Linked DNA regions of Mus musculus: all the other regions are linked to region 6. Evidence: chromatin loops called from intact Hi-C (ENCODE). Cell type or tissue: left cerebral cortex. All regions are shown on one strand.

Region 1 (5,000 bases), 240 kb after region 6:
GCCCTCTGCCCCTTGGGAACCACTCCTAGAGCCACCTCCAAAGTGCAAGAATCACAGGCCCATCTTCCTATGAGTGTCCAGTTTAAATGTCACCCCCTCTAAGCAGCCTTTCCCTCCCCATTAACAAATTTACTTTTGGAGTTTGCTTTGGTTTCTGAGGGTTCAACCTGTGGTGCAGTATGGACTCTGCTACAGAGCAGTCCCCCAGCACGGACAGTCACTCTCCCTTTTGGGGGAACTGTACTATTGGGAACTGTACTATAACACTTAATGCAGAGCAGCTGTCCGCAGCCACAGGAAGGAACCGTGTCTGTCTCATCTGGTTGGTTTTCTTTCTTTTTTTTAAATTTATTGATTATATGTAAGTGCACTGTAGCTGTCTTCAGACACTCCAGAAGAGGGAGTCAGATCTCGTTACAGATGGTTGTGAGCCACCATGTGGTTGCTGGGATTTGAACTCTGGACCTTCAGAAGAGCAGTCGGGTGCTCTTACCCACTGAGCCATCTCACCAGCCCGGTTGGTTGGTTTTCAAACAAGGTGTCTAGTAGCCCAGGCTGTTCCTCAAGTTCCCTAGGTCACACAGGGTGACTCTGATCTCTTGATCCTCCTGCCTCTGCCTCTGCCTCACTTGAATTATAGGTATGCGTCTCTGTCTGGCCGCCACGCCTCACTTACAAACAGTCCTAACCCTGAAGATATAGGAATAGAAATGTCACAGAAGGGAAACTGAGACTCGGGATGACAGCAACTGGCCGCCAGCGGGAAGGAGAGCAGAGCTGGTACTCTGCTTTTACTGCCTGACGCTGCCTGGACCCTCCCCCACCACCTGAGGCCAAGAAACCAAGCCGGACCTGAGCAGCACCAAGTTCATCAGACACTCAAGTGCTCTAGGAGTGGAGTGCGTTTCGGGTTAAGAGGAAAGTGAGGGGCAGAGTAAACACTGCCATCCTGAGGCCCACAGGCAGGAGGTCAGACAGTCTGTGGCAGAGCATGGCTCAACTAGAAAGCAGGCAAGCAGCTTTTGATTCTGTGGAGGTCATCAGCTAGAGCTAAGTGAGGGCTGGGGAAGATGCAGGTAGGGGATGCGATGGGACTGCACTGGGAAACCTGCCATGCCCACAAAGCTAGGAAGAGGCTGAGCAAGACCCAGCCCATATGCCCTTCTCTCTCTCGGCCCAGTATTGGCTCCGAACAGTTTCTGGCTTCTAACTCAGAGGTGTAGGTGCCTGGCTCCAGTCCCATCTAAGGGTACAAGAACATCACCTGGGAGATTTCTGACCACTGAGAGATCATTTTGGTAGTGAGAACAATGACTCTCAGATGGCAGAGAAGCCAATCCCTGACCCCCGCCCCGGCCCCTGACCCGCAAGCCCGATGTGGTGCAGGGGCCAGTGGCTGCGCCCAGTGGGGAGGGGCTCTTGACTCGAGAGCAGCTCCTTTCACCAAGGTACTGATGTGTTGCAGGCCCCGGAGTTGGCTGCTCAGCCATGATCTGAGAAGGGCAGAGTAGACTGTGAACAGCAGTGGACACCCAACTTCGGCACCCAACTTCAGCACCCCAGCCAGATCTCACCTCTTCTTAGTTCATTGCAGCTCCAAAGCCCACACAAGGCCTCAGAGAATCCGCAGTACTCAAGAACTCTCCCACTAGGGAGCACCATGCTTCTCCTGGGACCCATAGGGGAGATTTCAAATTTAGGCTCCTCCGCATCCTCCTCCACGTCATTGGCAAGGAATCTACTTGGAGAGGAATGAGATCAAGGGCACGGAGGCTGTGTGTGGCCTTGCCCTGCCAGTCAGACCGCCACAGTCACTCATAGTGCCAGAAATGCACTGGCAAGTAGACCAAGACCTTGGGCAGGAGGTACGAAAGGAAGAGGATCAGATGAGCCAATGGGGAGGAAGGGCTAGCAACTAGGTTCATTCGCTCACAAGACATTTTGGTGCAGGGAAGAAAAGATAAGGTATAATCGAGGCATGGAGGCAGGGGGATTGTGAGGTTATGCAAAAATATGTTGATAATTAAAAGCCAACCTGAGCTACATGGACTTTGTCCCTCCAAACCCAAATAAGTAAGCAAATAAAGGAATAAATAAATAAACCCCAGCATGCAGGAAGGTGGTTCAAGAGACTGGGTTTAAAGCCAGCCTGAGCTACAGAGTGAGACCCTGTCTCAAAATAAACCAGTGAATGCCTCGATAGCCAGCGGTGGAACTGCACACTATAACCCACTCCCGGGAAGTAGAGGCAGAGGGATCAGAAATTCAAGGCAGCTCAAGGCTATGTATCAAGTTGGAGGGCTAGCCTGGTGTTCAAGACATGAGATTCTGCCTTAAACACACACACACACACACACACACACACACACACACACACACACAAGTGACTATCCAGGAAGACATAATGAGGGAGGTGAGGAGGACAGCCTAAAGATGTGAGCTTAAGGGTTAAAAGCAAGACTATCCCAGGAGACTAGGGGACCCAGCAACCCACTTCACACCCCACTAATCCAACCATCCCTGCAAGCGACTCTGAGCCTTTACCCCAGGCTGTGTCTCATTTTCTCTGAAGTCTGAAAGTAGGGACTCTTTTGAGAGGAATTTGGTGTATGTGGGGTGTCCTCTGCAGTAGAGAAGAGAAGCAGGGGACACAGGTCACCCCTTTATTGACACAGTGATATGAGACACACTGAAGCCTAAAGCAGGTTCTGTCATGATCCCACCACATGCCAGACTTGCCAGCCAAGAGGGAGAAGGCCAAGGCCTCAGACCTCCTCGAGGTGAGGCAGGGATGATTCTGTTCTTCACACAGCTGCTCCTCATTTCATGCCAGTCCCCAGGTGAAGCCGTCCTGGGACCCCCTGGGGTCCTCTGGGACCCCAGGCTAGGACTGCAGCAAGGCAGGGCTGGCCTCAGTGGAGCTGTGCTAAATGCTGGAAGGGTTTTCTGTTATTCCTGCTGGGAGGTGAGTGGAACAGAAGACCCATCTTACAGAAAACTGAGGCCTCAGCAAAGTAAAGGTGGGTCCATAGGATTCCAAAGGCTCAAGTAGCTGAGTTTCTCTCTGTTCACCCTGCCCCTTTTCTTTCTCAATAGGGTCTCACTATATAGACCAGTAGACCAGGCTGACCTCGAACTCAGATGCTCACCTAGCTCTGCCTCCTTAGTGCTGGCATTAGGAATATAACACATGTCCAGTTCCTTTATTTTAAAACAAGCTCTCTATGGGCTGGGGAGACGGCTCAGGGCCCAAGAGCATTTGTTGTTCTTGCAGAGAATCTGGGTTCAGTTCCTAGCATCCACATGGGAGTTCAAAACCATCCATAACTACAGTTCTAGATGATCCAGTGCCCTCTTCTGGCCTCCACAGGTACCAGGCATACAAGTGGTGTGTTGGGTTTGGGGTGGAAGCCAAGAAAACTTGCTTCCAAGTTAAAAAGGAGCTTAAAATGCAAGCTTTACTTTTTGAGCACGCAGGGAGGCAGCCAGTTCAGGATCTGAACCCTGTCCCTGAAGGGAACGTGTGCAACACATATAAAGGATGGGAACACAAAGTGGGGGGTGGGAGGTAGAGCTGGGGGGGGCATAGGGAGCTGCAGGGTTATCCAGTCTTATTTTGACATCATGGGTTGGGCAAGGGAGTACCCACTGGAGATTGAGTTATATTCGGGCTATCTGGCTTCAAGGTCCTTAATTCAGCTTTTGTAGCCAGGTCCCCTCCTGGACTCTGGACCGGAATTTTAGAATAAGGGAACAAAGGAGTGGGCAAGTTCACATAGTCAGTTAAGGAGTAATAGGCCATCGGTTATATATTTTTATAACTTATGCACCTTGGTTTAGATAACAGAAATTTCTATATTCTTTACCAGTTAACAGACAATTAAGAAAATAGTTTGAGAAATGGGATAGATGTTCACTCCTAGGCCTGGGAACATGACCTTGTTTGACCCTGACGGCAAGATGGAGAAGTTGTCCTTGAGATGGCTGGACCCAGACAATCGTCTCCTTACAAGTTGTCCCAGAGATGTGGGGACTCAGACAACTGTTTACAACTGAAGTTGTTCAGCTGTGGGGAAGACCCTGGCTCCCTCAGGGCCTGGGACCTGGAATCCGGCTTCTCCCTATGATTAAATGGAATCTGAAAATGAAACGGGGAGGGGGGCACTCTCAATGTGTTTCTTTTGCCTGGATGTCAGTGCAACATTCCCTCTGTCTTTATGTACCCGAATCAAGTCTTTAATATTATGCCTCCTGTCTATTATATAAGGCATTGTATTATGCTCTCAAAATCATAGGTTGGAGAGCATTAATGCAGTTTTGGATAAACCATGAAGTGAAGTTTATCATGCAAGGGACATAAAATGTCAAATCTCAGGCTGGATCAGGCTGGTGGTGAGACTGGCGTGTCCTTCCTTTTGACTTAGCATTTTAGCTTGTTGCATGGGACAATGGTCACTGCTTCCAGCTCACATCAGGATGTTGTTATCCGGAGCCCAGGAAGGGTGAGAGGCTAGTCAAAGTCTGGGCAGTGCATCTGATTAGCTGATCCAGCAGACAGGCAACAGGCGGGGGAGCAATCCCATCGGCTGGTAACATCAGCTTTCAGCAAATCCAGAGCTCAGTCCATGGGTGATCCCTGGGTGGAGTCTGCCAGCCAGGTGAAAATCTGCTGAGACAAATCTAGACTAGGGACAGAAGTTAACATTGTCTAGCAACTGGGGAAATTAAGGAATCCCAAGACCAAGGGGGAAGTCCCATTTTCTTTCTTTTTTTTTAATATTGAAATTTTTAATGTAAAAAAGACTAAGTCAAAATTTTAAAGCAAACATGCCATAACAATATGGCGCCATTTCCATAACCAATGCCCATAAAGTGGCATCAGTACAAAAATCTAAGCAAAGACAGCAGAGCAGGAGTTAGAGTGCCAGGGAACGTTGATTTCAAGAAGAACCTTTAGCAGGCAAAAAAGAAGGAGCATAGGACATGAGTGTAAGCATGCA
Region 2 (5,000 bases), 170 kb after region 6:
AGTTTACAAGTTTAAGGGAAGAAACATAAAAATGCTGGCATTTTTCTCCATCAGAACTAAATGAAGTTAAGACGAGATGCGCTTGGACTTGACTGAGCATTGAGTTTCACGTACTTTCCTTCCTTGTGAGTCACTGGCTGCCATTTGATCCTCAAACAGTGACTGGGTCGGATTGCTGAGCAATACAAACGCCTACAATACAGTTGAGAGCAGGCCTGGTGGCAAGGTCTGCAACCCGGGCACTCAGGGGGACATCCTAGACTACATAAGACCCGACCTCAAAACAAAAACCTCACAGTTCAAAGCACAAGCGACACTAAAATAAAAGTTCAACACAAGCAATGAACCTTTCCCCTGCTTCTGAGAGGCGGAGATGCAATGGACGAACAGCTAACAGGGAGCAAGCCCCCCTCGGCCCCGCCCCACGGCTGCATTCTGTCTCTTCCGACTGTAAATCACACCTCCAAGGACACTGGGGTGTTGCCGGTCCCTCTGGAAACTTGTAATCCTCCTGCTGTGAACACCGCTGACAGGGAGGCCTAGAAATACCACGCTCGGCTCGGCACACTGAAACGCCGTAGGAAGTCCCTGCACATAGGGCCTGGCTGGACCTGTTGCCAACACCCCTGCTTTCCAGATGAGCTAGGGAAAATGAGCTCAATTATGGCTATCTCCCGGGTTGCCTCAACCCAAGTAATTCACAGGCCACTTTCATAAGTTTCTGAGGTCAGCTTTCTTACTGTACACTTAAAAAACGACCAGGCAGGGAAGTCACCAACTTCTCAGAGTGAAACCCATGAAGGGCCATGCCTCACAGCCCTCTACTGTCATCAGATGCTCGCAGGGCACAGCTGTAAATATGGCCACAGTGACAGATGTAAAAGGGCTTCGCGCTTAGAGAGCATAACTCCCAAAATGGCTCTGCAGCAACTATTTGAACTCTCCTGTTTCAGAAGTCTAGAAAGTTCAATCTGAAAGCAGTTTTGAGAACTCTCCAAACCAGGTGGACCCCAGTGAAACCACACTGTCCTCCACGACTCCGTGACCACTGGTGGTCAATGCTGCAGAGCTCTCTGCTCTTTGAGATCTGCATTTTCTGTGCATCGAGTACTCTGCCTGTGTAGATGTGTGTGCGCCATCTGTGTGCCTGGCACTGCAGAGGCCAGACGAGCCCGTGGAGCCCATGGGACTGACCACTGCCTCTCTGACCCGGCAGACCTGAGAAACCTTATTCTGGTTGGTTTAGAAGGGATCCAGATGCCGGTATTTCCCTAACAGCTGGCCTGCTGTTTGAGCCCCATCCTGATGTGACAGTCATGCAGACGGGTCTCCTCAGCCAAGCACTCATCTGTGGGTCTCTCTAACGGAGACCCACCATTTGTGGATTTCTGCATAGTGGCTGCGGCCATGAGGAAGTATCAAGTAAGCTGGTGATGGAAGATTCAGTGACGAGAAGAAAACGCTCAGAAGGCAGCTGTCACCTGAGCACGGGGTGAACAGGTTATGCAATGCTGCAAACAAAGCCGCATGCTTTTCCTGTCCAAAAAAAAAAAAAAAAAAAAAAAAAAAAAAACCCACCCAACAACAACTTCATCTTACAAAAAGAAAGCCAAGTAAACGCAAGCAAGCAGAAGCAGGTGAGCTTTGCCTCGACTGGCCAGACCCGCCAGGCGCCTGGCCTTCTGAATAGCCAGGCTGTTTTCAATAGGAGCTATCAGTTCCCTATCTAGGAAGTGAGCCTTGGAGGAGCGGTGGAAAGCAAGCTTCCTTAATCACTGCACGGAACGGTAATTTTCCACGAGGCAGAGAATCTCAGGCTTTCCGGCCAGCCCGAAGCAGACGGCCCACTCCCATGGCGGTTAATAAGTTACAAGCAGTTCAGCTTGTCAGCAGAGAAAGAGGTGTGGCTTTCTTGGCGCCTGAATCGATTCTGATACATACCTCGGGGAGAAACTTGACGGTGAGAGAAGCTGACGTGGGCTGCGAGCAGCGACGCTCCTTTTGGTTAGGGGGGTTTCTGGGGTGCTGCTAACTCGCTTGAGAGGACCCTAGAGACAAGATGAAAAGTGAAACCCCACCCACTCTGGCTTCAAGTGTAGAGCGCTGCAGTTCCTTAGAAAGGACAAGGTGGTACAGTAAGGGACATGGGGCAGGACGGGGAGCCTCAGGAACCATCTCCAGCCTTGCTCCGTGCTCACACACCTTCAACGGTAACCCAACACCCACCGGGACACTATCTGCGCACTGAAGGCTGTCATGACAAGAATGCAGACATTCCCCTAAGGAGCAGGGCAGGCCAGCCACCTGACCTGCCAACCCGCACTTGCATCTTCATCCCCTCCCCCACTCTCTGCACTTAGAAAGACCAGAGTTTGGCAATGCATAGCTTTGACCTGTGTGCACACATCTTCCCGAGAAGGGATGGGACCATGTTACACTTCTTTTGGCCAAGTCTACCACACATTTTCCCAATTAAACCCTGGACCAACTCCAGGCAGATAAGGTGGTTGAGCTCATACTTGGAGAGAGTAGTCAGCAAACACCTCACTAAGTCACATCTGGTTGGGGGTTTTTTGTTGTTGTTTTTGTTTTGTTTTACTTTTTCTTTTCTTTTGCTCAACAACAGGAAGCCAGATAAGTTCAGAATTAAGGATGAAACCCAATCACGGGACCTAACATTCCCGAAAGCCTAGGAAAATGGGAGACTAACAGGAAAGACAATGTCTTGCTCAGGACAACCACACATCTCAGATGCACAAACTTTTCTGGCTCAAGGGCTCCCCCTGTTGGTGCACTTAAGGAAATGCCACCAATCTATCAACTGGTAGAGCCTGTGGGATAGATCCAAGGTGAGAACAGACTCAGAGCCATCACTAAGAAGGGCTGATGGCTCATACGTGAAATCCTAGCTTTTGGGAGCTGCAGTGCAAAGGTTACCCAACTGTGGGCCAGCACTGGCTATACCATGACTTGTGGTTTTATTTACTTTTATTCCTGTGTGCTTGTGTGAGCATGTGCATGCAGTGAAGGTACCTGGGGGGGGGGGGGTCCGCAAGAGACATCAGGACCCCTGGAGCTGCAGTTACCCAGCTGTAAACCGTCTAATGTGGGTGCTCAAGACTGAATTTGGGTCCTCTGCAAGATCGCATAACTGACAAGAGAGTTCTCCAGCCTGTTTTTTGTTTGAGACAGTCTCAGGTATTAAAGCCCACACTGGCCTTCAACTCTCTATGTAGCTGAGGCTGGCCCCCAATTTTTGATGTGCTTCTACCACCCCTGGCTGACAAACTAGATTTTAAATTTAAATTTTTCTATGTTTACTTATTAGTGAGTGTGTGCATATTGTGTGTGGGCTTAGTTGCCCTGGTACAAGTATGGAGTCAGAGGACAGCCCTGTGGAGCTGGCTCTCTTCATCCACCTTCCATGAGTTCTAGGGACGGAAGGCAAGTCCTCTAAAGTGACCGCTCTCCACACTGATGGCCCTCTACAGTCACTGCTTGCTTGTTTGTTTAGACAGAGTCTCTCTGTGTAATCCTGGCTGACCTAGAGCTGGGTAGACCAGGCGACCCTTGAACTCAGAGATTGATCTCTTACCTCTGCCTCCCAAGTCCTGGGATTAAAGGCGTGCGCCACCACACCTGTCTAAAATAACCACTCTTGAACATTCCTTAATTGTATCTTAATATCTTTCAACTAAATATAGTCACTGAAATAGTTATCCTAATTTAAACTTAAAACTTACGGCTTTTTACATACTGATTTTTAAATTCTATATGCATTTTCCTACACTGGTACAATCTTTATCCTTAATCTCTGATTAAGATAACTCTGATTGAGGTCATAAATAACTTTCATGCCTCCTTGTTTAGGATATGTCATTCTTAATTTTTATCATTATAAGCAGTTGTATGTCCACCACCATGCACCAGTGTGTGACCTGCATCATTCCCTCAGGCATTTCTAGGAGGTGGGCGGCTGGGAACAAACTGTGGGGCCTTGAAGACACTAAACATGTACCCACTGGGCTACACTCCTAGCTCTCATGAAACCTTTCTCCACAAAGGATGAATAAAACAAAGGATAAACATGACTTTACGATTCCTCCAGCTATTTTTTCAAAAAGATTCCTCTAGTGCACTAATTCTGCAGTGATCATGGCCCAGGCCCTAGGCAAAGAACAGGGAAGGAAGCAGCACCCACACTCTGAGAGCGTCTGTAATGGAAAGAAATGAACCAAAATTAAGATCCAAGAGGAAGAGACAGGAGGCTGCCACTTCTGACAGGCTGCTAGGTCTGGTATGCCTGAAGACCAAGCAAGATAACAAGTGTGTCAGAGTGGAGAGACAAAGGCAAGGCAGGACCAGTTCAGACACACCCTCTCCTCACACAAGGTAATTCACAACGTGAACCTTGTGTTTAAAGAGACCAGGCTGCCCTGGAATTCACAGATATCCACCTGCCACTGCTCCCAAGTGTTGGGACTAAAGGTGAGTGCCCCCATGCACAGCTCTGTGATGTGGTTTTAAGAATGCTATTTACGGGCTGGAGAGATGGCTCAGTAGGTAAGAGCACTGACTGCTCTTCCAAAGACCCTGAGTTCAAATCCCAGCAACCACATGGTGGCTCATAACCACCTATAATGGGATCTGATGTCCTCTTCTGGTGTGTCTGAAGACAGCTACAGTGTGCTCATATACATAAAAAAAAAAAGTTATGTGTAGGATGCAATTCCCAGATGCCGCATGTTCACCTTAGAGGGTGTGGTATAAGAGCTTAGGAGGGTCTCCTCTTCCTCCTCTGCTTCAATTCTGAAAACACTGGTCAAGGAGAGCAACTACAGGAGAGTAAATGAGAGACTGAATGTTAGGCATTTTTAAAGTTTGTTTTAAAAGCATATATACAACCTGGGAAATTACATAGCACATGTATGTGCTTAGTCCAAAGACCTTCAGCAGAAAAGGATACAGCTCTTGTATAGAAACAATGTCTCTGGTTCCTG
Region 3 (5,000 bases), 92 kb after region 6:
AGAGACAGGCAGATCTCTGATTTCCAGAGCACACAGAGCTATACAGTGAGACCCTGTATGGGGGGCAGGAGGGTGGGGACAAGCAAAACTGTAGTAGGCAGGCCAACCATGGAAGCAAATAATCCTACCACTTGGATGCTGGAGACAGGAGGATCAGCACGAGTCAAGGCCAAACTTGGTCACACAGCTAGTCCAAAGTTAGCCTCGGATATGTGAGGCTCTATCTCTAAAACAAACAAACAAACAAACAAACAAACAAAAACTACCAAGACAAAAACAAAACAACAAAAGAACAAATATTACAGAAGGCCTCAGCATTGCTATAGAAGACATAAACCACTATAGGCGGAGAGGAGGAATCTTCAGTTCCTTCTTATCCACCATGTGCTGCACATGGGCCAAGCCCTTTTCTCTCTGTCACTTGCCATCTTATGGGCTCTGTAAATGGAACCAAGAGGATTAGTAGCTACCATTTATGTGTTGGATACTTAAAAAAAATCTCTCTCTCTCTCTCTCTCTCTCTCTCTCTCTCTCTCCGTCTCTGTGTGTGTCTGTGTGTGTTCAACCCAGGCCTTGTACATGTAAACTGAGCACTCTACTCCTGAGCTACACCTGAAAGAAACAGGTAGGGAAAACACTCAGCCACACAAATCTTACAAGATTGAAAGTGTGTGTATGTGTGTGTGTGTGCATGTGTGTGTGTGTGTGTGTGTGTGTGTGTGTGTGTAATTTTAGAGTCTACCCATGAGAAAGTGTGATGCTGGTGGTCTTTCTGAGGTCAGCTTACTTTGTTTCCCATAATAATCTTCTACTTCTGCCCAGTTGCTTGCAAGTGACACCATGTTAGTGTCCTTTACACCCTAAAACTGCGTTGTGTATGTGTACCACATGGTCTTTGCCCATTCCAACGTTGGACTTTTCATTCTTCTGGCCACTGATGCTGCTCCTGACCTTTCTATTCATTCATCCATTCGTCATTCATTAGCATGTGTTCTGTCTACCCTGTGCCACGTTCTCTAATCCTTTAAACATGTAAACGGATCAAGCAGTCACAGGTCCTTGACTGCATAGACAACCAGTTAGCTGCTCATAATAGATCAGCGACAAGAGCAAGGGCAAGGGACTTGTCCAGAGACCGACTTCTGTCCAAGACCAAGAGCCTTCAGAACAGGCCTGGGAAGACAGCACTGCGACACCATCCACTGCCCAGACCCTCTCGGGTCCCCAGGAAAGTTTCTCCATCTCAGAAAGAGGCCCAGTCAAGTCGCATGGAACAGTAGCAGCTCTCGCCCTCATCCTTGGTTTTCACGAATCTTCACCACGTCCTATTACATATATATTACATATAAAGGTCCTTATGCATGTAGGTGGCTGTGCAGAGGCAGGGGCACCGGGGGCCAGGGGTCATTACAATTGTCCCTGAGATGACTTGTGGAGTGGTCTCACTAAAAAGGGGAGTTTTCAGCCCTAGCTTGAAGGAGGTCCGAGAGAGTAGGTCCAAGAAGAGGAAGCAATGCCGGCATTAGGGCCTCACGGCTGAGAGCCCTTTTCAGTGGAGCAGGAAGCAGAACATGAGGTCAGAGGAGAAGGGCGGTACATGAGCCTCTTCCGACTCGGCCTCTTCCTTCTTAGTTTTTAAAGAAAGGAACTGCAACTGTTGCAGTTTAGAAACAGGGAAATCTAAATCTAAGCCCTGGTATCTGCTGAGGACCATCTTGCCCCATCATCGTGAGGCAGAGAGGCAGGAGAGCGGAATTTTGGTTTTGATGTAGCGCAGCAGTGGGCCACTGCACAGTCAAAAGCCCATTGTTTCTTCCCCTGGGCAAAAGGAGGCTGCGGTTCTGATTCATGGCTGTAAACAACTCTGGAGAGAGCAGACAAACAGGCTTCAGGGCCTGGTGAGTCACTTCTGGGGGCCGGGGCCTCCCTCTTTTTGGGTTATTCTTATTCTGACTAGGCATAGGTGGCTGCTGCAGGCCACTGTAGCCTGGGACTGCCACCTCGTGGCCACGTTCTGACTTCACATAGCCCCACAGCTTGTCAGGGTAGGTGGGAATGAATGGGAATTTGCTATGAACTGGCTGGTCAAGCAGGGCCCAGGTCCTTGCTCACTAAGGCAGCCTTCGAGAGGCTCGCCAAACTAGGACTCAGTTGGCATCCTCTGTGAGCCAGCATGGCTGTCACTGTCTAGGCACAGAACCCTGGATCTCTGTGGCTGTCAACCTGCCTCTAGAGATTCCATTACTTCTCAGGCCTCTTCCAGTCTCAGGGTCACAGACGTTGGCTCACTCTCGCTAATGGTTGCCTGAGGTCTGGGCACTGGGCCACCACGCACACTCCAGCCAGGGTTAAACATTAGTGGGAGGTTATCGGGTTTGGAAAGGGGGTGGGGAATCTCACTTGCAACAGTCTCCAGCGGGCCTGCTCGGAGTACCAGTTCCCACAGGAGCCCAGAAAATGCCCGTGGAAGAGTTTGTGGCTGGCTGGATCTCTGGTGAGACATTTTTCTTCTTTTTGTCCTATCATCCCTAAGGGTGGGTGGCTTCCCTGGGAGGATGGGTTGTTGAGAGAAGTTGTTCCCTCTGGAGCACCCGCACCCAGCTGTCCCCAGAGCCTTCTGGGAATGGCCAAGGAGGCCGAGAGGAAAGAAGCAAGCAGGAACTGCTTCTCTATCCGAAGGCCATACTGTCGGGGGGCGGTGGGGATCTGACAGCCAAGGTACAACCTCACCCAAGCCCTTCTCCCAGACCAGTGTGAGGGGACCAGAACACATTTACCTTTGATCTCTCCGGCTGTCCTGTCCTTATTTTACCTTTGGAAATCTGCCCTACCTGTCAATGGGTGCACTCCTGAGCCTTGAGAAAGGACACTGTGAACGCACCCCTGGTGAGGGCCACCCCAAGCCCCAGAAACAGCATCTTCTGCAGAGACTAAGACTAGCCAGTGTGTGGCTTTCTCCCCTGGGTCCAGCAGGACGCTAAGAAGGGCTCCCCACTCTGTACTGATAATTGTGACAAGGCAGAAGGCAGGAGGAGGTGGCCAGCAGGGCCTGTTCTCATTCAAGGCCACAGAACTCTGCAAGGAAGGCTGAAGTACTGCTGACACAGTTAGAAACAGTAGCTACTCCTTCTAGAGCAGTGGTTCTCACCCTTCTTAATGCTGTGACCCTTTAATACAGTTCCTCATGTTATGGTGAGCTCCAACCATAAAATTATTTTACTGTTACTTTATAACTAATTTTGTTACTGTTATGATTCATAACATAAATATCTGATACACAGAATATCTGATCTGTAACCCCCAATGGGGTCACCAGCCACAGGTTAAGAACGACCAGTCTGGAGCCTCATCTTCCACGGTCAGAGCTGGGGATAGTGTAACACCTGGTTCTTTCCTATTGTGTGTGTGGCCTCAAGTGAGGCCATGGGTCTCCCTCCTTTGTCCCAGCGTCTTTGTGACCCAGTACCAGGTATGGTAGGGGAGCAGAGTAGGGCAGCAGGAATGTCTGTGGAGCCCCAAGAATGTAGGTGGTGGGTGTCTGAGTACACGCAGCCTTCCTGCTCCAGCCTGCATCCTTCTTTCCTCTAGCATAGACTTGCTTCCTAGACTTGGCACACAGGCCTCACTCATACCACCTTCTTGCCACCGCAGGAGCTGTGGGCCTGGTCCTGGGGCACCCATTCGACACTGTAAAGGTGAGTGTAGCAAAGGCACCAGAGGAATAGATGGTCTGGCTGGAACCTGGGTGAGAGACTGGGCCTGGCTGGCTGGGCTGGCTCACTGGTGTGCCTGCCTGCCAGCGTCTGCTGCATGGGTGACCTGGCTGCCATTGTAGGAGCAGCCCTGGCTTGCCCATCTGCCTCACATAACCAGTACTTTCTATCCAGGTGCGGTTACAGACCCAAAGCACGTACCAGGGCATTGTGGACTGCGTAGTCAAGACTTACCGCCATGAGTCAGTAGGTAGCCCACTTGTTGGCGGTAAAGAATCATCGGGGCAGGTGGGGTCTGTTTCCTTTGCTTGCTGCTTGCTAACAGCTTCTAAGTCTTCACCCTTGAGGGTATCCGAGAGTCCTCTAGTGCCTCAAAAGTGGTGACGGGGTTCTCACAGCCTCCTTCACATGCTGTCTGCCTGACACAGTGCTTGGGAGGAAGTGCTCTACAGCTCAGAGGCCTGGCCAGAGCTGGATGTGGGACACGGAAGCCCACCATGAGTAACGGTGCTACCATGTTGCTCTGCAGGTCCTGGGTTTCTTCAAGGGAATGAGTTTCCCCATCGCCAGTGTAGCCCTGGTCAACTCCGTCCTGTTCGGAGTGTACAGCAACACGCTCCTGGCGCTAACAGCCACCTCCCATCAGGAGCGACGGGCCCAGCCACCCAGCTACACAAACATCTTTATAGCAGGTTGTACTGGGGGCCTCCTGCAGGTGAGAGCGTCGTTCATGGGCACACATGCAGGTGGCACAGTGATGGATCTGAGTCCCCCACCCCCAGGGACTCCCAGCCGTGCATAAGAAGGTCTTCCTAAGGGGTGCTTGTAGACGTTGCTCCCATTGACCTAGCCATGGTGTGCCTGGTCAGGCTGGAGGTGAAAGGTCATGGAGACCAGAAGTTGGGAGGTAGGGCAAAAAGCAGAGAGTTGGGGGTCAGTGTGAAGAAGATGCCAGGCAGAAGCAGTCAATGCCTGCTGTCAGGGTTGTCTACCTTCAGAGGCTCTACCAGCCCCAAAGTTGTGGGGAGACTATACAGCATGGTGACCTTTGACCCTGAGGAGCTGTCATACTCAGTAGAATTGAGTTTTGTCCTGAAGTGATCCTAAAGGGGTCCTAGAGATCATGCCACCTGCTCAACCAGGCCTTTGCCTGCAGTACAGGGTAACCGCAATCTCTGAGCCTTGCCTGAGGCCAGAGGTCACAGATGCTGCGATTTGGCCAATCAGTGCATGAGTCGCTCCCATCATTTATTTTGGTCTTTGTTCTCAGCACTGAAGTAACCAGGT
Region 4 (5,000 bases), 63 kb after region 6:
AGAGTTTCTTCCTTCACACAGAGGACCTCCATCCCACTGAAGGACTAGGGCAGAGCAGCAACTCCCCCAATCAAAAAAGCTGTTCCAGGAGATTGTGGTAAACAGGTCTGTGGGTGGGGCTGAGGGGTGACAGCCAGAGGAGCCTGCCTGGTTTCTAAGGCATGCCCCTTCCCAGCTATGGGATTCTGGGATGGAGGGCAAAGAGCAAAATGGGGTTCTCTTTGTGATGTCCGATTAAAGGGGGAGCACGCTCCAATTTCTTTCTCAGGGACCTGGCAGCCCCCCACTGGCCTCATCTTCTTTGGAAGTCAGCTCAGCCCTGTTGTTTCCAGACCCAGGCAGACTCAGAATTTCCTACAAAATCTCTTGGAATAGAGAGAAGGGACGAAGTGCCCTAAAGGCAGGGCCATGCCAGTATTGCTACCACAAGAGAATATTCTGGAACTCCAGCCCCCATCCTCCATGGATCCAGTTTCTAGGCTGTAGTGTTTTTAGGTTCCCTTGTGCTTCTCCTGGTGCCAGAGGCCCCTCTGCCCGGGCTCCTTCACACTGAGCCCTGAGACATGCGGGTCAGGAAACTGCACAGTCACTGCGCATTGGCAGGAAGCCTTCCCATCCGCACTCACTGCCCTGGCAGGAGCTGGAACCGATAAAGAAGCCCTGCCCCAAATTTGCCAGGCTCTTCTGGTGGGAAGGGGCCCATCTCTCACCCTTCCCCCACTGTTGCAAAAATCTGGAAGTGAACTCTTTTTATGAAAACAGATCTCACCCAGTGGCTCCCTGTCTCCCTACAATCATAAGCTCTTGTAGGCCAGGGCTGCAAAGTCACCTCTCAAGGGAGCTCTAGCAATAAGTCAGTCTGTCCCATCCCTCCCCCAACTTGATTTGTGGGGGCAGGGTTTCTGTCTAGTGTGTCCTAGATCTCTGAGCCCACAGCTCTGGCAAGACGTGGGCACCAGCGTGGATGACTTCAGCTTATATTTTCTAAAGGTCACTCTGAATCCTGCGGGCTCTTGGTAAATATTTGTGGACTGACTCAAACAAGGAGCTCAGCTCTGCTGCAGTGCATGTGAGCCCGAGGACTGGGGTGGTGGCGGCGGCGGCGGGTCGGAGGGTGCTCTGAGGACCAGATGTAAGCAGAAGGGATTTGAGGGGGTGTCCTCAGACAGCAGGAGGGTGCTCAGGTGTGGACCCCTGCCTTTCCTGGGCATTAGGTGGGCTCTGTGTGCTTCTTGTCTCAGAAGCCTTTGGCTGGTGTCCTGGGCGTGTGAAGAACTTCAGCCAGACTTCAGGCCGTGACTTGCAGAATGCAACAGAGATGGTATCAGCCCCCATCCAAAGCTCCCAGGGCTGTGTTTCTGATTTATCCCCGTACTTTGCTGAGCACTTAGCCTGGCCCTGGCCCTAGGGTCTTGGATTCCCGGCTTCTTTGTCCCTCCCCTTCCCGGACCTTTCCCTGAGCTCACCTTTCTGACACCATTTCCTCTTTTCTCAGCCCCCAGTTCTCTGTGCCCAGAGGTGCTCTGGCAGGAGGTAGGAACTGTAGCCCAGCAGACAGGCTTCGTTTACCCTGGGGGTTCAGTAACCTCCATGACCCCTCTGGTGCTTGCTCACAAACGGCCCTGCTTCCTATAGTCCTTGAATTGCATGTCCTTTCCCAGCCTCCCCCCTAGGAACCAGTTCCTGTAGGGCCATCTGCTGGTGTCGTATTTCCCTTCCCCCTCCTCTGGGACCAGCACACAGGTCACTCTTCAATGAGAACATCCTCAGGCTAGGACCTGCTTGCCACCACAGGGACCCCAGCTTGCTCCACACGGGCTCACTAGGCTGTCCTTGAGCCTTCTACAACCTGGCTTTGGTCTGAGTGCCATCCTTGAGCAATCACAGAGGTTGGCCCGGCTTCTGCCAGCTGCACAGTGGGTGGCGTGACACCCCCTTGCTGATCTTGACCTTGTATAGGAGGGCCGTGCTCATTGGCTTAGGGTGTCTGTGACCATTACTGAAACCACCCAAATGCCTGTGACCTGGCAGGTGGCAGGAAACCGAGAGGTCTTAGAGACCTCTTTAGTCTTTCTGTTGTAAATCGTATTTATGTAAAATAATTTAAACTGGGACCAAGCTCCGAGGTATTTAATCCCAGCACTCAGGAGACAGAGGCAGGCAAATCTCTGTGAGTTTGAAGCCAGCCTGGTCTGCAGAACAAGTTCTAAGACAGCAGGGGCTACAAGGAGAACCCCTGTTTTTGTTAAGGGGGAGGGTCAACGGGTTCTCTAGTACTAGGGTGCTTATGCAGCAGTCACGGGGCCCTGGGCTTGCTCCCAGGCATTAAAAGGACAGAAGACTAGGTGAGGGCTCGGTGAGTGGGGAATGAGGGCAGCTGGGAAGAGGAAGGTGCGCAGTGCAAGGCCAGGGGCTGAGACAGCAGCTTCCGTGGGAACCGGGTGGAACACATGAGGTGACTGTCCTCAAGCCCTGCCCACCTCTGGATTTCCCCAAACAGTCCTCCTGGCTTTGAACATTGGGACTGAGTTGACATTTTACAGAAAAACAAACAGTTTCCAAAGCAGAATCCATTTCATGGTCCTGGATCCTGGGGTTCTCATATACCTGGAACCCAGGGGCACGGGGAAGGTTCTGGCCATCAAGAGTGCATGTTCTTGAGTAGGGCTTCTGTCCCTGGAGGTACATTCCGTTCCAGGCGCCACAACTGGGCTGGGCCGGGCCTCAAGTGCTGACTCACGATGCCTGCAGCCCAACAGAAAGAGAGGGCTCAGCTGCCCCCTGCTGGTCACAGCTGGACCTGCTGTTCTGCAGGCTCAGAAATGACTCTCCACCCCTAGGCACTGGACTTGGGGGTGGGGGGAAGGATCTGAACCCAGGTACAGTCCTGGACTGGGTGGAGTGCCAGAGACTTCTGAAGGGCTTCCCAGTCAGGGACAAGGACGGGTAGTGAGAATCTGCCCTGAGATTTACTCTTCCCTCGGGTCCAGGCTGCTCTGGTTTGCAAGGCTCCATCCAGGTCAAACTCAGGCTTTCCTCATGGCCTCTCGGTTCCAGTTACCTTAAAGCTATCACCCCAGAACTCAGGAGGCTGACAGAACCAAGGGTTTAAGGCGAGTATTGGTAACTTATCGAGACCCCCATCTCAAAAGTAAGGGACAGGAGCTGGAGAGATGGCTCAGTGCACTGGCTGCTCTTCCAGAGGTCCTGGATTCAATTCCCAGCAACCTCATGGTGGCTCACAACCATCTGTAATAGAACCGATGCCCTCTTCTGGTGTGTCTAAAGACAGGGACAGTGTACTCACATATATGAAGTAAATAAATAAATCTTAAATAATGAAAAAGACATGTGGCTCCCTTCCTCTGAAAACAGTGAGACTGAACCTGCAACCTCTGGTCTTTATTCCATAGGGCCAAAGCTCCAAACATCGCTGCTGCCACAGCTTGCAGTGGGGGAAGTACAGGTTCCTCCCAGACAGAAGTGAGCCCAAGTCTTCCCAGACCTGGTTCCTATGGAGACCTGGAGACCGGTCCCCAGGAGCTACCAGATGAGATTTTACTGGGGTGAAGACCTGAGGCTATACCATGGGCACACAGGACACGTGTGGTTACCATACTCTGGCTATTCCATATTATAACCATTCCAAAGTGTGCTAGGTGATGATTTTATTAAGTCCAGTGATAGGAAAGACTGGGAACACTCAAGACATTTATTTAGTAAAACAGTGCTCTGTCCTAGAGGGTTAAGGCACATGTGGTAATTAAAAAACTCAAAGGCTCAAATGGAAATGTAGAGTTTGTGTACCTGTGCACACGCATCTGGGCCCCTCACATAATGATCTGAAGCCATCAACAGCAGTCAAGATGACCTAAAGGTTGCCAAGAGTGGGCTGGTAGCTCAGGGAACACACAAGGCTCCTAAAGGGTTAACTACAGTGGCAGGTGACATCATCTTACAGACAATGCCTTATAGTGAGGTCAGCCTTTTCTTTCTCTCTGCTGCCAAAACTTCTGGAGCTCACTGGCAGGCAAACTGGTTTCATTTTCAGAGATGATGGTTTCCATTTCTGTGGCTTTCCACCAAGAAGACAAAGCTAAGCTATGTCTCTGGGATCCAGTGGGGATTCCCAGGGAGTACAAAGGGCTTAAGGGCCAGGACAGCTCCACTCCCAGAACTAGCTCTTCCCAGGAGCAGTCAAGGCTGCCAGGGGTGCAGAGCTGGGGACAGATAGGCCTTTGCGATGTCCTTCGGAGAGAGGTGGCTTGAGCCGCTGTGGCTGGCCTCAGGGAATCCCACAGTGCAGTGCAATTCGGAGTTGCCACGCCCCAGGCTTTATCAGCTCAGAGCACAGGAGACAAGGCAAAATCTAACCCTTAAACCCAGATCACAGGAAAACAAAGGAACTGGTTGGTATGGGACAGCCAATCCAGCCCAGGGACATGTAAGGGCTTTTCCTATGTGCAGCATGGAACCGGTTCCTAGGAGAGCCACCATTCAGCACAGAGACATCAGTAAAGGCCAACAAGAAAGGGGTTAGCCTGCAGAGGTGCCCTCCAGTTCCAACATAACTTAGGGGAAAAGGTGGCAGCCTGGCCGGCCAGCATGGTGGAATGTCAGCAGAAGGAATGCAAGATAAAGTCACCAAGGGCCCATGACCGAAGGCAAACACTGAACTTGCAGGTCCCAAGCTCTGCCTTCAGTCACCTGCCATCGGAACCGCCAGCAGTCCCTCCAGAGGGAAGACCAGTGCACTTGGGGAAGAGCAGGAGGGCAGCAGGGTTTGTCAGCTGCCAGCCTGGAGCAGAGGAAGAGGCAGGCTGTAGAAAGGGCTGGAGCACAGCTCTACCCACACCAGGCTCAGGGAAGGCTTGGATGTCAGTTTTCCATGGTCTGAAACTCCAGCAGACCCTGCACAGCACCCCACCCAGGCCCACAGCATCTGAGACGAGTGTGGCCTGGCCCTGCCTAGGGCTGTGCCTGGTTGTGTCTAGGGCACC
Region 5 (5,000 bases), 230 kb after region 6:
AGACAAACGGTAGCCCCACCCCGGCCGGTCCCTGCCGCAGACCCGCTGTAGGGCTGAGCCAGCTCCCCACCCCCTCACCTTAGGGCGCAGGCCTGCAGAGCTAGCACTCCGCCCTAGCGGTCTTTGCGCACACCCTGCATGGCCTTAGGTAAATCCGTGCCTCGATTTCCCCAACCGTGCAGAAAAAAAAGAGGGACAATGGCCTTAGCCAATCTTTGTGTAGCATTCTGGCCTTCTCTTTCAAGTAATTGGTCTGCGCACCTGGGATCAGCTCCCTTGTGGGGGTTACCTGACCCGGGAGAGGGCAGCAGAGGCCCGGAACACCAGGGCAGGCTCACACAGGACCTGCAGATCCCCCTGGGCGCACTACAAGAGTTTGGAGCATCAAGGATGCAGAGGGATTGGAGCGGTCCCAAGGCTCTTCACAGTTATAGAGGTCACAGCATGGCCGATCAAGCTACATAAGATGGACAAGCATTCATTGAATAGATGGTGCTTTTCTTGGGATTCTAGGCACCTCGACACTCCAAAAGTTAAGAGCTGACTGCGTCTAACTTTCGCACCTGGGCGTTATGCTCAGCTGGGCATGAGCTGATGAAGACGCCTCTGCCTTCATGGTTAATGGAGAGGAAGGGTTGGTCCACACACTTTCCCCGACTGAAGCCTCATCTAATGCAGGTGTCAGTAAAGGCAGGAACTTTGGCAAGGGTGGGGAGATGCGCGTGGCCGGGGGCGGGGGAGAGGTAGGGTGGTGCCTGAAGAAAGCCTAGGCAGGTAGAGGACATGAGGTGTAGCGGGTGTTGCTTACTCCGGGGAGAAAAGAGGGGAGAGTGGCAGGGTTAGGCAGATTCAGGGGTTCAGATTTTTGTTGTTTTATTTATGTGTGCACATGCATGCAAGTAAGCACAAGAGGGCAGAAGAGGGTTTCAGACCCTCACAAGCTGGAGTTACAGGCAATCAAAGAGCTGCCTGATGTGAAGGCTGCGAACTGAACCCAGCACCTCTAGAGGAGCAGCAAGCCCTCTAGAACTGCCAAGCTATTTCGCCAGCTCTTCCCTCCCTGACATAAGGTCTCACGTAGCCTAGGCCGACTTTGAACTGTATGTAGCTGAGACTGGCCTTCAGCTCCGGATCCTCCTGCCGCCACCTCTCAACTGCTGTGATTACAGAATTTACCACTAAGCCCTGCTAGTTTAGATGTCATTCTATTGGAGGTGGCTCAGAATTGTACAAGCAAAGGAGGTTAAATAAGGGTGGGCTGAAGGGGTCAAGAGACATGGGCAGCCCGATCAAAGAATGTTGTAGCAGGACAGTGGTGGCACAGGCCTTTAATGGCAGTACTCTGGAGGCAGAGACAGACTGATCTCTGTGAATTTGAAGCCAGCCTGGTCTACAGAGAGAGTTCCAGGACTGCAAAGGGGGCTACACAGAGAAACCCTGTCTTGAAAAACCAAAATAAATAAATAAATAAATAAATATTTAAAATCCAGGGACAGAAAAGGATGGCTCAAGTCAAAAAGGTGGCAGGTGTCCCTTTTGGAGGGACCTGAACATTGTTGCTGACCTATGGTGCAGTACTATAAGGAGGGGATGTTCTGTGTGTTGGGGTGCTGAGTAGGGGCAAGGACACCCCCAACAAAGAAATCCCTCTCTTCCTCTCCTGATCCCGCTTGACCTGGTGGCCCAGAGGCCCTTACTCTTTGGAAGCCATGTGGACCCTAAGTGCCACCACCTTGGTTCTGTCCCCATATTCATTGTCACACCAGGAAATGAACTTGACGAGATGATCATTGAGGGTAGTGCCAGCCTCAGCATGAAAGGTGGAATATGGAGTCTACTTTTAAGCTGCAGAAACAAACTGGTCCTCAGGCAATGCCCTCCAGACCGATTCACTTTTTTTTCTTTTCTTTTCTTTTTTTTTTGAAACAAGGGGCATGTATAAGTCACGTTAGTGTCCATGTTTCTGTTCTCTCTTTCTACCATGTGTGTTCCAGGAATCGAACTCGGGTTGCCGAGTTTGGCATCAAGCACTTTTACCCACTGAGCCTTCTTAAAGACCATCTTGAGAAAGTGGTGTCTTGAATGATTCTGAACCTTAGACTTTCTGGAAAAGATAGGAAGAAAAAAGACAAAATGAAGAGATAACTGGTTAGCAGAAGATGAGGAGTAAGGGCTGACTGGATGGATCACAGGATGTTTTCAAGGCCAGGAAGCTACAGTCGTGGTAGATACAGGGCATGTATTGTGTGCACTGTATCTGTAAACCCTCAGAGCAGCGACATTAAGGATGAACCTGATGGTGAACTGCGGGAATAACATTGTGTCTATATTGCTCCAACAATTGTAATAAGCAGAGCACAAAAATGGAAAATAGCAAGTCTCCTTAGTTTTTGAGATGCAGCCTTGCTTGTGTAGCATAAACTCATCTTGGATTCATGGTTCTGCAAGAGCAGCAAGATTGCGTGTGGTTCAAGTTCCCAGAACCCACGTGAGTACTTGTAGCTCCAGTTCCAGGGATTCTGGCGCCCTCTTCCGGCCTCTGTGAGCATTGCCCGAAATGGTGCACACATGTGCAAACAACCATAAATATCAAACAAATTTGTAAATAAATGGAGCTTGGAATGTAGCTCAGTGGAGTAAAGCGCTTGTCTAGCACACACAAAGCTCTCTGTCTTAGGGTTTTATTGCTATAAAGAGACACCATGACCAAGGCAACTTTTTTTTTTTAATTTTTAAAAGATTTATTTATTTTATGTATATGAATACACTGTAGCTGACTTCAGAAACACCAGAAGAACATATCAGAGCCCATCACAGATGGTTGTGAACCACCATGTGGTTGCTGGGAATTGAACTCAGGACCACTGGAAGAGCAGTCAGTGCTCTTAACAGCTGAGTCATCTCTCCAGCCGCCCGAGGCAACGCTTATAAAGACAAACCTTTAATTGGTGCTGGCTTACAGGTTCAGTGGTTCAGTCCGTTATAATCATGGTGGGAAGCATGGCAGCATATGGCTGATTTGGTGCTAGAGGAGCCCATAGTTCTACATCTTGATCTAAAGCCAGCCAGGAAGAGACTCTTCCACACTGAGCAGAGTTTGAGCACTAGATCTCAAAGCCCCGCCTACACTCTGAAAGCCCCGCCTACACCCTGACTCCATCAAGGCCACACCTCCTAATAGTACACCTTCCTGGGCCAAGCATATTCAAACTACCATTCAAACCCTCCATCCAATGCCGAGCACAGCTTAAACTGCATGGTGGTGTGCTCTTTTGCTCCGGCGCCTGGGAGGTAGAGGCAGGGCATCAGGAATTCAAGTCATCTTCAGCTACATAACAAGTTTGAAACTTCAGGATCCTGTCTTAAAAACAAACAAACAAAAACCTAATATAGACGAGGCTCTGGGTTCGAGCCCCAGCAGGAAGAATAGGAAGGAGAGAAGAAGGGGCAGATGTCTTAGTTGCTTTTCTGTTGCATGCTTAGATACCATGGCCAAGCCAACTTAGACAAGAAGCCATTATGGGCCAGGCAGTGGTGGCACACGCCTTTAATCCCAGCACTTGGGAGGCAGAGGCAGGCAGATTTCTGAGTTCGAGGCTGGCCTGGTCTACAGAGTGAGTTCCAGGACAGCCAGGGCTATTCAGAGAAACCCTATCTTGGAAAAAACAAACAAAGAAACAAAAGAAGCCATTATGGGGGCTATGGTTTCAGAGGGTGAGCTCATGGCCGTCATGGTGACAGCACAGCAGCAGGCAGGGAGGGGACAGGAGCAGTGGCTGAGAATGCAATGGACTTTTGACACTCTTCCTCCAACAAGGTCACAGCTCCTAATCCTTCCCACACAATCCCACCAACTGGGGACCAAGTATTCAAACATATAGGCTTATGGGGGCCATTCTCATTCAAACACCCATGAGGAAGCAAGGGGAAGTTCTAGGGAATTCACACTACTGTAGTGTTTCATGGTGAGGGAAGTACTGGGATGAAAAGGGTGAGAGGAAGGGATTGCCAAGGACCTTGAGAAAACTTTTTTTTTTTGGCAGGGGGTGGTGGGTGGTGGTAGTGGTGACCTCTTTATTCTTCTGACTATAAAGGTTTCATGGATATATGACATATTGAAACAAGATACTCATTTTGAAGCCGGGCGTGGTGGCGCACGCCTTTAATCCCAGCACTCTGGAGCCAGAGGCAGGTGGATTTCTGAGTTCGAGAGGCCAGCCTGGTCTACAAAGTGAGCTCCAAGACAGCCAGGGCTATACAGAGAAACCCTGTCTCAAAAAACAAACAAACAAAAAAAAAAAAAAAAAAGATACTCATTTTAAATATGTAATCTGTTTAGACCTCACTAAAGCTGTTAAAGCCACAGGAACTTACTGGCAGATGGGGGAGGGGTTCTTGGGAAATGGGGATATATCAAATGCAACTCTAGCCCCTGAGTGGGCTAATGAGATGAGGCTGGGTTGAATTGGCTATTTTATTGGTCGGTTCTTTTACCTACCACCCTCTGCACCCCAATCCCATCTGCCCCCCAACACTAGGTAAGAGAGAAAGAAAGCGAGAGGGGCAAGGGGCATTGATATTGTTAGGCTACTTCCTGCTGACTGCTGACTGAGAGTGGCAAGTTCCTTGATAACCAGTTTCTTCTTGTGTGTTTGCTTATGACCACTTCAAACCCCAGCAGCAGGGGGAGCAGCAGCCTCCCCCTCTCTTGGCGCTCTGGCCTTTATATAGCTCTCTTAAGAGTCCCCAGAATTCCAAAGGTAAACTATCTTCAGCTAGCAGAACCACACCCCTGCCAGAGGTCCCCCTGTTTCATCCTTAGCTTTCAGAGTTAGTGTAGAACACACAGGTTAAAGGTTCCTTCACAGGTGACTCTTTTACTCTCAGCTGTCATCCACAAGCAGGATGGCCAAGTGACAACTCTCTGTCTTAAACAGACTGTTTCTGTCAAGTTGATACAAACCTAGACAACTGGGAAGAGAGAATCTTAACTAAGAAAA
Region 6 (5,000 bases):
CTTTCTCCTCGAGTCCTCATAGATACCCCCCCCACCCATCTCCCTACTCATCCAACTTCAAGTTATTTCTCTCGGGAAAAGGAAAAATAAAGAAAAACAAGAACAAAACAAAAACCTGTGCCGGTTGGTGGTGGGGAGACAGGCAGATCTCTGAGTTTGAGGCCAGCCTGGTCTACAAAGTGAGTTCCAGGACAGCCAGGGCTATATAGAGAAACCCTGTCTAGAAAAACAAAACAAAACAAAACAACAAAACAAAACAAAACAAAACAAACAAAAAAAACAAAGACAAAAAACACCAGACCATAACAACAACAAAACTCTCCAGCTTGGGTGGAATCATTCCTTCAGTCATTGTCCTGTCTGTCTGGGGTGGATAGAGTCCCCAGGAACAGTCATGGACACCAGGCTTGCCCTGGTGGCTCAGGAGAGAGAGTGGGATCCAGTGTGCCTCTCCTCTCCTTTCCAACCCCTTTTCTGAGAGTGTGTCAGCTGCTAGTGGGCTTTCTTTCTTGGTGAGAAGACTGAAGGTTCGGAAGAGCCAAAAGGGGGTGCAGAGAACAAAGGTGGGTAATGGGGGGCTAGAGTATGCTCATTGTGCAGAAAAGGGTGTCAGGGAACTGACTGGGCGCTCTACCCACTGGGCACTGGCAGTGGTCTGTGGTAAGAGGGAGGCTGTCAGCAGAGGGCTTTTGAGCTGGCTTCAGGCCAAGGCAGGACACCTTGAGGCCATCTCAGACCCTACAAGCTCTTCCCCATCCAATCCCCAACCCAGCTCTTTCCACTGCGTATCTCTAGATCCCTCTAAACCACATAGCTTTGCCCATCTCTAGTTCACCAACACTTCTTCCCACGCTCCAAGCAGGACTTAAGTATGTGTTCCGGGACCCAGTCACCAGCCCGACTTCACTGACTCTCCACCCCCTTGCCGTCACTTACCTGAACATCTTCAGTGATGGCCCCATCTTTACCCTCAGTAACAGCACCGCAGCCAATCATTGACACTTCCAATTTCCAAAGCAGCCCTCCAACGACCTGCTTCCTGCATCATGATATTAACTTTTCCCAACCCACCTCCTTTCCCCCCACCTCTCTCCTGACCCCGCCTCCCTCCCCCCTCCCCACCTCTCTCCTGGCAGGACTGCCCTGCACAGCTGAGTTCTGGCTCAGCCCAATGTGCCCCACAATTCCATTTGTTCCAGATTGTGTTGTGTTTAATAAGCAATGTGTTCTTGCTTGAAAACAATGTCAAAACAGCGTATGTAGCAGCAAATTTATCCTGTGTGTTTCTTGGTTTAAAAAAAGGCATATAATGTGCCAAACTATTTTTGCAACCTGTTTCCTAAGTCCAAAACCATTCTTTTCACCCTTTTTTTTTTTTCTTTTTTAAGGATCCATTTGGGGGTTGGGGGGCTGAAGAAACAGGTCCGTGGATAAAAGAATTAGTTGCTCTTCCAGAGTCCTGAGTTCAAGCCCCAGCAACCACAAGCATTCATCATGGGATCTGGCTCATATACATAAAACACATAAATATTTTTGGTTTCCTGAGACAGGGTTTCTCTGTATAGCCCTGGCTGTCCTGGAACTCACCCTGTAGACCAGGCTAACCTCAAACTCAGAAATCTGCCTGCCTCTGCCTCCCCAGTGCTGGGATTAAAGGCGTGCGCCACCACCAACCGGCCACATAAATCTTTTTTTTTTTTAATATTTATTTATTACATGTAATTACACTGTAGCTGTCTTCAGACACTCCAGAAGAGGGCATCAGATTTCGTTACGGATGGTTGTGAGCCACCATGTGGTTGCTGGGATTTGAACTCAGGACCTTCGGAAGAGCAGTCGGCGCTCTTAACCGCTAAGCCATCTCACCAGCCCAAATCTTTTTAAAAAGAGATTTGTTTTTAGCAATCTTGGTGGTGCAGGCCTTTAATCCCAGCACTCCAGAGGCAAAGATGAGTGATGCTGAGTTTGAGGTCAGCCTGGGCAAAAAAAATAAAACAATAACAAAATTATTTATGCTTGGTTCATAACACACACACACACACACACACACACGTACTTAGTAACTTATTTGCCTTTGGTTGTTCAGAGTAGAAGAGTCAGGTAGTGACAACTTGGGCATCACGCGCCCTCTAGTGGACCTCAGTGGTAGTGACTTTCAGCCTCCCCAAGGCTGCCGGGCTCCTCAGGCCTGTACTCCAGACCCAGCTTCAGGGAACTGAGCTGGTTGGGAGAAGGCCCTGAACCCTCAACTCTCTTACTCACCGGCTTTGGACGCCCCCGTGCTCTGCTGGGCTTCCCTTCCTCTGATGCAAACAGTCCTTGTTACTTCCTGCTTGCTAAGGATGAAGAAAGACACCAAGTGGGAAGCTGATAGCACAGGCCAACCCCACAGCTTTTATGGGGTTCTTGGCCTTCTCTGCTTCCACTCGGGGGATCTGTGGCTCTTCTGTGCTCTGGTCAGCCTTGGCTCGCAGGCATTTTTTGACCCTCGGCTGTCAGCTTCACCACTGTCGTGCTTGACTTATTCAGTTTCTTCTTTAAACATTTATATGAGTGCACTGTAGCTGCCTTCAGCCACACCAGAAGAGGGCATCAGATGGTTGTGAGCCACCGTGTGGTTGCTGGGAATTGAACTCAGGACCTCTGGAAGAGCAGCCCGTGCTCTTAACCACTGAGCCATCTCTCCAGCCGGATTTATTCATTTTTATTTTACGTGTATGAGTGTATTGCCTCCTTGTGTGTCTGTGCACCACGCACAAGCAGTACCTGAGAAGGCCAGAAGAGGGCATCAGATAGCCAGTTACAGATTCTTGTGAGCTGACTCCTGGGTGCTGGGTATGAACCTAGATCCTCTGCTGCGAGCAAAAGAGCTCGCTGTTAACCACTGAGCTATTTCTGTAGTTCCCACCCCCTGCCAAATGAGGCCTGGCAGGGCATGTTTGTAATCCGAGAGCTCAAAGCAGCAGGACCATGGCTTCTAGCTAGCCTTGGCGTTCCAGTTCCTAGTACTGTGATAAAGACCCAGACTAAAAGCAGTGTAGGGAGGAAAGAGTTATTTATACTTGTGTGTCACAGTCCATCATGGAGGGAAGCCCAGGCAGGAAGCTGGAGGTAGCAGCTGAGGCAGAGAAGATGGAGGATGCTCACCGGCTTGCTCTCAATGGCTTGCTCAGCTTGTGGTTTTTGCAGTGCAGACAATCTGCCCATCAAACAACTGCCCTCATAGAGTGGCCTAGAAGCCAATCTGATGGAGATATCTTCTCAATTGAAGTTCCCTCCTCCCAGATGACTCTAGCTTGTGTCAAACTGGCAAAAAACAAAAACCTAACCAATATGCTCAGCTATGTGGTGAGTGAGTTCTACCGGCCTCACCTCTGCAAACCAACAAACAAACAAACACATTCCTTCTAAGCCAGGCACAGTGACACCTGCTGCAATCCCAGATACTCAGGAAGCTGAGGCCCAAGGTTCCCTTTAGCCCAAGAACTTCAGACCAGTCTGAGCAATATATGGATACCAAACCTTAAAAAAGAAATAGGAAAAAGCTTGCTGGGTTTGGGGAGCTCGGTTGATAAAGGGCTTGCCTTGTAAGCTCAAGGACCCGAGTTACATACCCAGACCTCACACGCAGTCTCAGTGCCCGGGAGGCAGAGACAAGCAGATCCTCGGAGCTCCCTTCCAGCCAGCTCAATCCAGGCCTAGCTCAGAAAAGAAGCTAACAGTTGTTCCTGGGGTATAACAAAGTCGCTCTCTGGCCACACATGCACACGCACACAGCAGCCTGGGATGTAGGTCAGTTGGCAGTGTGAGACTAACATGTGCAGTGTCACCCTCAAACAAAGCATGGTGGCACAAGCCAGCCTATAATCCCAGGTCTGAGGAAGAGGAAACAAGAGGATGGGGAGTCTGGGGCAAGCTGGGGCTGTCTCAAACGTAATAATAAGGCCGGGCGTGGTGGCACACGCCTTTAATCCCAGCACTCGGGAGGCAGAGGCAGGCGGGTTTCTGAGTTCGAGTCCAGCCTGGACTGCAAAGTGAGTTTCAGGACAGCCAGGGCTATACAGAGAAACCCTGTCTCAAAAAACCAAAAAAAAGGTGGTCATGCATGTGTGAAGACTGGAGTTTGGATTCCCACTAAAGGATGAAGTGTGAGTCAGGGTTCTCTAAAGGGAAAGAGCATATAGAATGACTATATATATTACAAGGGGGTTTATTGGGTGGTTTGCAGGCTATGTTATACTAATCAGCAATGGCTGACTCCTCATGGAAAAACAAAGAATCTGGTGGTCGTTCATTCCAGGACACGGGGTATCCGTGGTCTCAGTCCGGTGCCAGAGTCCCAGAGAATCCTGGAGTGCTGCTGGTCTGAGTGAGGACCCAGAAGAGCAGGTTCTGACACCAGGGAAAGAATGTCTCAGCTACAGGACAGATGCACTTGGCAGCAGGAGCGAGGGCAAGCAGACAAAAAGCAAAAGCTTCCTTCTGTCACCGGAGCTGTCCCCAGAGCTGGCCCAGAGTTAGGACGGGTCTTCCCACCTCAAATAATCCAATCAAGGAAATCCATTTGGCCGGGCAGTGGTGGCGCACACCTTTAATCCCAGCACTCGGGAGGCAGATTTCTGAGTTAGAGGCCAGCCTGGTCTACAAAGTGAGTTCCAGGACAGCCTGGGCTACACAGAGAAACCCTGTCTCAAAAAAACCAAACCAAACCAAAAAATCCATTTAGGTTTTAGTTGATTCCAGATGTCATCATGTTGACAAGCAACATGAGCCAGATCAGATGGATAGGCGTGGCAGCTCTCAGGAGACAGAGACAGGAGCTCACTGAGGCATGCTAGGCAGCTAGACTCGCCAAAATTCTCGAGGTCTGAGTTTAGGGAGACAGCTTGCCTCAATAAAGTGATCAAGGAATATGCCCAATGTCGATTCTCACACACATGAACATGTACACCCACACAAATAAACTCACATATGTGCATACACAAGTATATTTAAAAAAA

Evidence for each region. Peaks named below come from ENCODE experiments on the same cell type or tissue, not always from the same donor. Only the 100,000 strongest peaks of a DNase experiment are listed, where the experiment ranks them.
Region 1: it touches region 6 in a loop (2.2-fold over the local background); 5 of 42 quality-filtered maps call a loop at or near these places.
Region 2: a loop joins it to region 6, with 3 times the contacts of the local background. A loop is called at or near these places in 11 of 42 quality-filtered maps.
Region 3: a loop joins it to region 6, with 7 times the contacts of the local background. A loop is called at or near these places in 38 of 42 quality-filtered maps.
Region 4: a loop joins it to region 6, with 5 times the contacts of the local background. A loop is called at or near these places in 31 of 42 quality-filtered maps.
Region 5: it touches region 6 in a loop (2.1-fold over the local background); 5 of 42 quality-filtered maps call a loop at or near these places.

What each region holds. Positions count from the first base shown.
Region 1 is chr19:6,022,361-6,027,360 of GRCm38, forward strand. No RefSeq gene overlaps it. Among named protein-coding and RNA genes, the nearest start is that of Capn1, 9.6 kb to the left of the region's middle. In left cerebral cortex, no CTCF peak of the experiment used is centred here; no DNase peak of the experiment used is centred here.
Region 2 is chr19:5,954,067-5,959,066 of GRCm38, forward strand. Pola2 (polymerase (DNA directed), alpha 2) reads right to left here. Exons shown (of 18, transcript NM_008893.3): 3 at 4,967-5,000; 4 at 4,752-4,809; 5 at 1,942-2,048. Among named protein-coding and RNA genes, the nearest start is that of Pola2, 7.6 kb to the right of the region's middle. In left cerebral cortex, a CTCF peak has its summit at 2,786 (motif pointing left); a DNase peak (open chromatin) is centred at 2,779.
Region 3 is chr19:5,876,198-5,881,197 of GRCm38, forward strand. Slc25a45 (solute carrier family 25, member 45) reads left to right here and starts at 1,625. Exons shown (of 6, transcript NM_134154.4): 1 at 1,625-2,494; 2 at 3,652-3,695; 3 at 3,888-3,959; 4 at 4,243-4,428. The coding sequence starts at 2,458. In left cerebral cortex, a CTCF peak has its summit at 2,006 (motif pointing left); DNase peaks (open chromatin) are centred at 1,597, 1,962 and 2,472; H3K4me3 peaks cover 789 bases; H3K27ac peaks cover 2,046 bases.
Region 4 is chr19:5,847,588-5,852,587 of GRCm38, forward strand. It overlaps Frmd8 (FERM domain containing 8), which reads right to left. Exons shown (of 11, transcript NM_026169.4): 11 at 3,387-5,000. Among named protein-coding and RNA genes, the nearest start is that of Neat1, 4.6 kb to the left of the region's middle. In left cerebral cortex, a CTCF peak has its summit at 2,796 (motif pointing left); DNase peaks (open chromatin) are centred at 620, 918, 1,686 and 2,756; H3K4me3 peaks cover 1,918 bases; H3K27ac peaks cover 4,013 bases.
Region 5 is chr19:6,015,804-6,020,803 of GRCm38, forward strand. It overlaps Gm10814 (predicted gene 10814), which reads left to right. Exons shown (of 5, transcript NR_045783.1): 3 at 1-9; 4 at 514-680; 5 at 1,995-2,656. It also overlaps a transcript of Capn1 not described here. Among named protein-coding and RNA genes, the nearest start is that of Capn1, 3.1 kb to the left of the region's middle. In left cerebral cortex, CTCF peaks have their summits at 113, 902 (motif pointing right) and 2,532 (motif pointing left); DNase peaks (open chromatin) are centred at 912 and 2,519; H3K4me3 peaks cover 1,073 bases; H3K27ac peaks cover 557 bases.
Region 6 is chr19:5,784,462-5,789,461 of GRCm38, forward strand. No RefSeq gene overlaps it. Among named protein-coding and RNA genes, the nearest start is that of Scyl1, 16 kb to the left of the region's middle. In left cerebral cortex, CTCF peaks have their summits at 2,139 (motif pointing left) and 2,780 (motif pointing right); DNase peaks (open chromatin) are centred at 2,156 and 2,786; H3K27ac peaks cover 397 bases.